Regions from separate parts of the Homo sapiens genome. Here region 1 is linked to region 2. A link is a contact called in ENCODE Hi-C or POLR2A ChIA-PET data. All regions are on one chromosome and are shown on one strand. The core of a region is the stretch at or near the end of the contact, and the rest is flanking DNA. Distances in the headings are between cores, read along the strand shown. Region 1 holds the start of FCHSD1 (FCH and double SH3 domains 1). Region 2 holds the start of PCDHGA10 (protocadherin gamma subfamily A, 10).

What was found. Hi-C counts contacts between places; a loop is a spot of excess contacts on that map. ChIA-PET counts read pairs that join two places held with the same protein, here RNA polymerase II (POLR2A). Pooled maps may share reads with other maps.
Region 1: a pooled map shows a loop between it and region 2 (2.5-fold over the local background). The contact joins the promoter of FCHSD1 here to the promoter of PCDHGA10 in region 2. A Hi-C loop is called at or near these places in 1 of 50 pooled maps. POLR2A ChIA-PET finds 5 or more read pairs at or near these places in 2 of 52 experiments (GM10248 and OCI-LY7).

What each region holds. Positions count from the first base shown.
Region 1 is chr5:141,648,420-141,652,819 of GRCh38, forward strand. FCHSD1 (FCH and double SH3 domains 1) reads right to left here and starts at 2,999. Exons shown (of 20, transcript NM_033449.3): 1 at 2,929-2,999; 2 at 2,601-2,698; 3 at 1,940-1,985; 4 at 1,468-1,535; 5 at 976-1,117; 6 at 753-889; 7 at 538-601. The coding sequence starts at 2,949. RefSeq lists an enhancer at 1,021-1,599.
Region 2 is chr5:141,410,380-141,414,876 of GRCh38, forward strand. It overlaps PCDHGA10 (protocadherin gamma subfamily A, 10), which reads left to right and starts at 2,608. Exons shown (of 4, transcript NM_018913.3): 1 at 2,608-4,497. The coding sequence starts at 2,797. All of the region lies in intron 1 of PCDHGA1 (protocadherin gamma subfamily A, 1), which reads left to right. All of the region lies in intron 1 of PCDHGA2 (protocadherin gamma subfamily A, 2), which reads left to right. The region is part of intron 1 of PCDHGA3 (protocadherin gamma subfamily A, 3); the gene reads left to right. It also overlaps PCDHGB1, PCDHGA4, PCDHGB2, PCDHGA5, PCDHGB3 and PCDHGA6, and 7 more genes.

The DNA.
Region 1 (4,400 bases), core at 1,749-4,248, 240 kb after region 2:
CTCGAGCCTACAAAGTTATTCCCACCTCAGACCCTTTGCACTCACCATTTCTTCTCTCTGCAATGTTCTTCCCCTAGATCTTTGCAAGGCCAGCTCCTTCTTGACAGTTAGGCCACCTATTCAGAGAGGCCTCCCTCTAAATTCTACCCCCTTGTTATTCTTTATCATAGTACCTTGTTTTATTTTCATCTTAATCTAAGTATTTATTTGCTGTCTGTCTCTCTTAACCAGACTGTGAGGGCAGGAACTCCATTGGTAGTGTTCTCCACTGTATCCATAATGTCTAGAACAGTGCCTATTATATACAGATCCTCAATAAATGCATATTAAAGGACTGAAAAAGAAGGGTATTCTCTCCATTTTATAGAAGAAAATAAGGCTCACAGAGATCAAGTAAATTAACCAAGGTTACCCACCCAGGAAGTAGGAGAGCCTGGATTCAACCCAGTCTTTCATACATATGCACCTATGTTCCAAACCACTAGACTACTCTGCCTCCCTCTTCCCTGCCCCCACTCATGCCCTCATCCCTCGAACCTTGGTGCTCAGTTTCTGGAGACTGGTCCGAGAGTGGAAGATCCCATGGTCACTTCGGTTTAGCCTGTGCAGATGAGAGAAAGGAGTCAGGCCCACCCCAAGTGGGAGAATATGAGATCAGAGTCAGGCCCAGCTTTGGTGACTTGGCTCCACCCCTAGACAGCCCCACCTCCCTGTTCCCCAACCTTGGGCTTCCTCACTCTCCATGACCCCACCTGGCCTGGACATCAGCCGCCTTCTCCTGTGCCAAGGCCCACACACGTTCCCGCTGCCCATACAGCTTCCGACTTCGGCTCAGCTCCCGGACAGACTGCAGCACCTCAGCCTGCGCCCTCTGGAGGTTCTCTGTTCCCTATTGGGATGCATACACAAAGTCCTTACCTAGACCACCTTTGGTCCCAAGCCAGCTCTTCCTTCACCCCAACCTCTGAGCCATACCTTCCTAAGCACCTGCTCCTTGGCGCTCCGCCCTGTACCCCCTGCTAGGTCACGGTATCGGTCAGACGCCTGGAGTCGGGTTTGGCCCCCAGCCACGGTGGCATCCAGCAGGCAGCGCCAGGCACCGAACACTGTCCTGCCCCTCCCCAGAGAAGGTCTGTGTTGAGGAGGAGAGCACTCCACAGCTTCATGAGACCACCCCCACCCCCTGCCCCCTGACCAACACCATGGGAGACAGAGTGCTTTCCCATCCTCCCTTGTCTGGGAGCCCATCAATCGATCAGCCCATTAGCTCAGCCACAAGCCTCACTCCTGCCCTCCACCCCACCCACAGTGTCCTTGCTGGGTCAGCTCCTCTGCTGCTGCTGTGTCAGCTCTACCTACAGCTCACGTGCCTTCCCCACTTGCTAGGCCTTCATCCCCACAGGTTCCTGGGGCTGAGCTCCCCATCACTTTTTGGCCTCTGTGGCCCTCCCCCTCCATAGGGCCCACCTGCTGTCCATCTCACCGCTCCGGTGCCCTTCCCTCTTCAGGAATGGGCCAGCCAGTTTCTGGAGTGCCTGGTGAAAAAGCCATCACAGAACCAAGTTCCCTTTCAAAGACCCACCCCAACTGGCAGAATATGACATCAGAGTATAATCATACCATTCTTTGGGTACATTATGTGCCACTTGCTTTGCTAAATGCCTTATAGTCATTAATTTGTTTAATCCTTACAACAACCCTACATGAAGGTAAGGTATTATTATTATTCCCATTTCACAGAGAAAGAAACTGAGGTCAAGAAAGGTTAAGTAACTTGTCCAAGGTCACATGGCTATAATTACACAGCAGGGATCTGACACCAGTCTGCTTGACTCTAGGCATCTGCTCTTGACCACAATAGGGATAGGTATGGACAGACATTACTGGTGATATAAGAGAGGCTGGAACAAGAGGTAAGGTCCAGAGAAAAGTCCCATACCTGCCCATACTCCCGTTCAATGGCTGCCCTCTGCTTGCTGTAGGATCTGCGGAGATTGCAGGTCGGGGGTGAGGTGGGGGATAAGGTTATGTTTGGTCCTGTTCTCCCATCCTCAGTCCTCTACTCTGGGCAGGAGGGAGCGGTTGGGGGGAGCCAGGTTCCTAGAGTGTAACTACACCCAGAGGGAATGGGACTGATGGGAGTCCTTGAGATCACCTCGGGCAGCTGCAACACAGGAAACCCTCACCTTACTGCCCCGGGCCCCAGCAGGATCCTCCCCACCCCAGAGGTTCATCTGTAGGCTTAGAGGTGAAGACTGATGGGGGCCTGGGTACGATGTCTGCCAGCCTTCCAACAGGTCTGGAAGAGGGAGAGGGATTCTGCCCTAAGGTTGATTGTGGGGTTGGGGGCAGTGGTGTGGAGTCAAGGGCTTTGAGGGAGGGTTCCTGTGTGTTTATGTGGGTGGGAGGGGGTTGGGAGGGGTTAGGTGGGGGAGCATTCCTATCCAGTATCTGGAGAGGCCAGGCCTAGGGTGAGGGCTGTGGATGGGTCGGCTGGGGAGCTCTTGGCCCCTGTTCCTCCACCCCAGCACATGTATATTGGGGAGAAGTGGCGCACAACGACGAAGGTGAGTGTAAATGAAGGGGGTTGGGGGAGCTACCTGATGTCCTCCAGCAGATCCGCCTCCCTCTGCTGCCAGGTCTGAAGGATGCTCAGCTGTTCCAGGAAGCGAAGCTTCACCTCCTGGGCCGGCTTCACCTGTGGGGGCAAAGAGAGGATGAAGACCCCAGCGCAAGGACCTAAAAAACACTCCGCGCAGGGAGCGGTGAGGGGGCGGGGCCGGGGGGGTGCTGAGCTCTTTCCTCTGTTACTTCTGGTTTGGGGTCTGACCCCTTCCGACTTCCCGTCTCCTACCACAAGTCGGATGCCCCCTTAGCTCCCTCCGTTCCCCCAGCCCGCCAGGAGTCCCCATTCAGGGCCAAGCTCACTTTTCGGGGCGGCGGCTGCATCTCCGCTCCAGCAAGGCGGTCAGCCACTGGACTCCGGAACTGGAGGAAGCCCCGCCCACTATGGAGCCCCGCCCCAGGCCAGGTCAGGCCCCGCCCTCTGCCCGCCCACGACTTGTCCGGCGACGTCGCAGGGCGCGGAAGCGAGAGGGGGCCACCGAGAAACTAAACCTGTTACTGCTGCGAATACGCCGGCAGGGTCCGGGTGGCGGGGCGGGCGGGGCGGACGCAGCGTCCGCTGGGCGGTGGGAAGAACCCCAGGCATCTGAGTCAAGACGCCTAAGTTCTATTTGTAGTGTAACCACTGATTCAGCCTGTAATTATTGATAATTATTCATTTGCATATGTAGATCCCCAGTCCCCGAGCTAATGATGAGGAATGGAGAGGAATTCAGTGTGTGACCAGGGAAACTGAGTCACTGGGCACCTGAGCAAAGATGCATCTGACGAAGAGAGGGCTGGTCCCAGACCTTTTCCTAATTCCCGCTTAACTGGAAAAGCCAGCGTGAGCGGGGTGAGAAAGATGCCTGGATCCAGGAAGGAACCAGGCCCAAAGGGAAAAAGACTTGGCCCCACTGAAAACTAAACGATACCAGTGAGTCGGCGAGAGCTGGGAGATGCGCAGGAAGCCCCTGCCACCTTTAGGATCTTCCAGCCCTAGCACTGCTTCCTGAGGAGCCTCTCCCCAATTCCTCATCCTCCTCACCTAAGCTTCTTTGGCTCAGGCACCTGTCCCAGTACCCCTGACATGTCTCAAAACTCCAGATTCACATTCCAACTCCCCACTGACACCTCTGCTAGTATATCTAATAGGAACCTCAACTTTTAAAGCTTTTAAACCTCCTTCAACCTGATCCTCCCCCCGTAACGTTTTAAATGGCACCGCATTTCCTCCAGTCAGTTAAGTCAGAAACCCAGAGTCAATGTGCCTTCTCCTACCCCTACATTCTATCCATCAGTAAGTCCTACAGGTTCTATTTCAAACAACAATAAACAAACAAAAACCTCTTGATCCACTTCCCTCAATTTCCAAGACCACCATCCTAGTCCAAGCCCCCATTATTAGACTTCTGGTCTAATATCTGATCTCCTTGCTTCCACACTGCCCTCACCCCAACCCACTGTTCACACAGCACTCAGAGTGATCAACCTTTTTTTTCTTTTTTAAAGGGAAATAAGATCTCATAATTTACTTGCTTAAAATGCACTTGCTTCAGAATAAAATCCAAATAGAATCCATGGCCTTCAAGGCTACGCATGGAAGACCCTGCTGGTCTTTCTTACTTCAGCCTGTACTCTCCTCCCACTGTCTGCTCACTGTGCTCCAGCCTCTTTGCTGTTCCCTCAGTAGACCAAGTCCCTTCCAATGCAGAGTTCTTCATGCCTGCTTTCTTTCTCCAGAATCTCCTCCTTCCAGCGTTCCATCTGTCGCCTCCAACAGCTTCTTTCCCTTA
Region 2 (4,497 bases), core at 1,358-3,857:
CTTCCATCCTGGTCTCTGTGTCAAGTCTGGACCTGTAGTTCCCCCCAACTACAGTGAGGGGACTTTGCCTTATTCTTATAATCTGTGCATTGCACATACGGGTACAAAAGAGTTTAATTTCCTAAAATGCAGTGTGCCCCTACATTCCAATGAAGACATGGTTTGCAGTGTTTCTCCTGGAGCCTTAATTCCACCTCATGGTGGGGAGGATTTGACTTCACATCCTGAGACTCTGACTTCGGTGAGTTTCTCTTTTTTGTGTGTGATTTATCTAATAGTCTACTAGTTTCTCATATTTTAGGCATACTACTTTATTTTCATATCTAGAATCATATGTTTAAAATCCATAGCTTTTTACAATATTTTCTCAATGTTTTTTCAATTATAGTTTTCACTATGTATTTGGTTCATAAGTTGCTCTATCTTTTTGTAAAATAATGTCACCAGACTGAAGATATTTTGTCTTTGTCTTTTTTTTTTTTTTTTTTTTTTGAGATGGAGTCTCGCACTGTTGCCTAGGCTGGAGTGCAGTGGCGTGATCTCTGCTCACTGCAACCTCCGCCTTCTGGGTTCAAGCGATTCTCCTGCCTCAGCCTCCCAAGTAGCTGGGATTACTGGTGCCCCTCACCACAGCTAAATTTTTTGTATTTTTAGTAGACATGGGGTTTCACTATGTCGACCAGGCTGTTCAGAAACTCCTGTCCTCGTGATCCTCCCACCTTGGCCTCTCAAAGTGCTGGGATTACAGGCGTGAGCCACAATATTTTGTCAAGTTCTGACTATCGAACAGAAGCAGTGGTCTTGGCATCTAAGAAAACAAACAAGTAACCTATCTATTCAAATTTGCGAAGACTTAGTGAATTTACGATATCTTATTTATATATTTTTAAAGCCTAAAAATATTCAGAAGACAGGCCCAGTGGCTCACACCTATAATCACAGCACTTTGATAGGCTGAATCGGAAAGTATCACTTGAGCCCAAGAATTGAGACCAGCCTGGGCAATATAGGGAGACCCCCCATCTCTACTAAAACAACAACAACAAAAAAAAACATTAGCAGAGTGTGGTAGCATTCCCCTGTGGTCCCAGCTACTTGGGAGGCTGAGCTGGGTGGATTGCTTGGTCCTGGGAGGTCAAGGTTGCAGTGAGCCCTGATCTTGCCACTGCACTCCAGCCTGGGCGACAGAGTGCGACCCTGTCTCTAAAATAAATAAATAAATATGCAGGCAGGGCCAAGTGTGCTGTAATCCCAGCACTTTGGGAGGTGGAGGTGGAGAATCTCTTGAGCGCAGGAATTTGAGACCAGCCTGGGCAACACAGGGAGACTCCATCGCTACAGAACATTTAAAAATTAGCAGGGTGTGGTGGCACATGCCTGTGGTCTCAGCTACTCTGGTGGCTGTGGTGGGAGAATCGCTTGAGCCCAGGAAGTCTAGGCTGCAGTGAGCTGTCTAGGTGACAGAGTGAGACCCTGTCTCAAAAAAAAAAGACATTTCTAAGAAATAAATGAAATACTATTGCCTTTGCACTCAGTCTCTGTCTCTGATTCTCTGATAGAAGATTTTTGAAGAAAAAAGATAAAATCTTTGAAGAGTTCTATACTTGGAAGGCATAGTGACATAAACACTTCTGAACATCCTGTTCTCTGTGTGAAAGAAGTGAACTTCTATACCCTTTGCATTTGAGGGAACAATTGCTACTGGGTTGATGGGCACACACAGTTGAAGATATGTGAACCACTGGACTTTGGCCTCTGATACAAACTGCCTAAGAGAAGAGATTATTTATACTGGTATTAATGCTCTGATGAAAACAGGTCATTTGACATAAACACTTACTTGTTAAAAACCTATATCACTACATCTAACTTTGTTTTCTAAAACTTTTAGTACTTCAAATTCTACGTATTTCTTTTCTCATTACAATGCAAACAGTTTAATTTGCAACTGTAATATATGTTCATTTTAGTTTGTGATTACCTGCTTAATCATTTAAATAGGTCCATTTAACTTGTATCCCTGTAAGATAAAGTATGTTTTACACAAAAAGGTTAATTAAGGCTCAGTAAAACTATTCTAGAAGAGTACTTTAAAAACCTCTTACACAATCCTAAGCTAAATAAGTTTAATGAATTAAGTAGTTACAATTATAAAGCTTCAGAGTGAATTATCTCATGAGTTTATTTAATATAATCTTTGTATGAATGTATACTAAATAAAATTGGCCTATTCAAATCACAATTTTAAATTATAAGACTTTTCTGAATTTACCTAGACACTAATATGACCTAAAATAAGTATTATTTACCTTTTATTAAAGTGTGTACATTTCTGTTGGGAAAACGTGTTGCAAATATATATTTAACCAAACATTATCTTGAAATATTTACAATATTTTCACTCCACTTTATCACACCTCCCCTAAGAAACCTACATATAGTAAATTATTTAAAGATAGGAGTGGAGAAACCAAAGAATCTATGTAAAATATAATAATCCAACAGAATAGTTTACTTTCCATTGCATGTATCACTTGGGTGCAGTAACTTCTTAGGACTCTGAGCGCCGCTGTTCACCTACTAGGAGAGAAAACGCAGCCAGAGCTCAATCCGGATTCTCAGGGCTTCAACTACACAAGCCCCACAAACCGGCTGCTGGGCTGCAGGGAAGCTCACTCCAGAATTTAAAGTGCCCAGGCTACAGAGACACCCTGAAGCCACAGAAAGACAAAGGAACCGGTTGAAACACACAACGTGTCCAGTGAGGACTTTGCAGAATTCTGTAACCAGACTACAATGGCCGCTCAAAGGAATCGCTCAAAGGAATCAAAGGATTGCAGCGGGCTGGTCCTGCTCTGCCTTTTCTTCGGGATTCCATGGGAGGCTGGAGCCCGGCAGATCTCCTACTCAATTCCTGAGGAATTAGAGAAAGGCTCTTTCGTGGGCAACATCTCCAAGGACTTGGGTCTGGCGCCCCGGGAGCTGGCGGAGCGCGGAGTCCGCATAGTCTCCAGAGGTAGGACGCAGCTTTTCTCTCTGAACCCGCGCAGCGGCAGCTTGATCACCGCGGGCAGGATAGACCGGGAGGAGCTCTGCGCTCAGAGCGCGCGGTGCGTGGTGAGTTTTAATATCCTTGTGGAAGACAGGGTGAAACTTTTTGGGATAGAAATAGAAGTAACTGATATCAATGACAATGCTCCAAAATTCCAAGCAGAAAATCTAGACGTAAAAATTAATGAAAATGTCGCTGCGGGAATGCGTTTTCCTCTCCCGGAAGCTATTGATCCGGATGTGGGCGTGAACTCCCTGCAGAGCTATCAGCTCAGCCCCAATAAGCACTTCTCCCTAAGAGTTCAGAGCCGTGCCAATGGCGTCAAGTACCCGGAGCTGGTACTGGAGCACTCCCTAGATCGCGAGGAAGAGGCCATTCACCACCTGGTCCTCACCGCCTCCGACGGGGGTGACCCTCTCCGATCTGGCACTGTCCTTGTCAGTGTGACTGTCTTCGATGCAAATGACAACGCGCCGGTCTTCACCTTGCCAGAATACCGAGTGAGTGTTCCTGAGAATTTGCCTGTGGGCACTCAGCTGCTGACAGTCACAGCCACCGACAGGGACGAAGGTGCCAATGGAGAAGTGACATATTCATTCCGAAAATTACCTGACACGCAATTGTTGAAGTTCCAACTAAACAAATATACTGGAGAAATAAAAATATCAGAAAATCTAGATTATGAAGAAACCGGTTTCTATGAAATAGAAATACAAGCAGAAGATGGAGGAGCATATCTTGCAACTGCAAAAGTGTTGATTACAGTAGAAGATGTAAATGACAACAGTCCAGAGCTGACCATCACGTCTCTATTTAGTCCAGTGACTGAAGATTCACCTCTGGGAACAGTCGTAGCCCTTTTAAATGTGCATGATTTAGACTCTGAGCAGAATGGACAGGTAACCTGTTCCATTTTGGCGTATCTACCATTTAAATTAGAAAAGTCCATTGACAGTTATTACAGATTGGTGATACACAGAGCCCTTGACAGGGAACAGGTATCCTCTTACAATATCACAGTGACAGCCACAGATGGGGGAAGTCCTCCTCTATCAACGGAAGCTCACTTTATGCTACAAGTGGCAGATATCAATGACAACCCACCTACCTTCTCTCAAGTCTCCTACTTTACCTATATCCCAGAGAACAACGCCAGGGGTGCCTCCATCTTCTCAGTGACAGCGCTGGACCCGGACAGCAAAGAGAATGCCCAGATTATTTACTCCCTGGCTGAAGACACCATCCAGGGGGTACCTCTGTCCTCATACATATCCATCAACTCAGACACTGGCGTCCTGTATGCACTCAGATCCTTCGACTATGAGCAGTTTCATGAGCTACAGATGCAGGTGACAGCCAGCGACAGCGGGGATCCTCCACTCAGCAGCAACGTGTCGTTGAGCCTGTTTGTGCTGGACCAGAACGACAATGCGCCCGAGATCCTG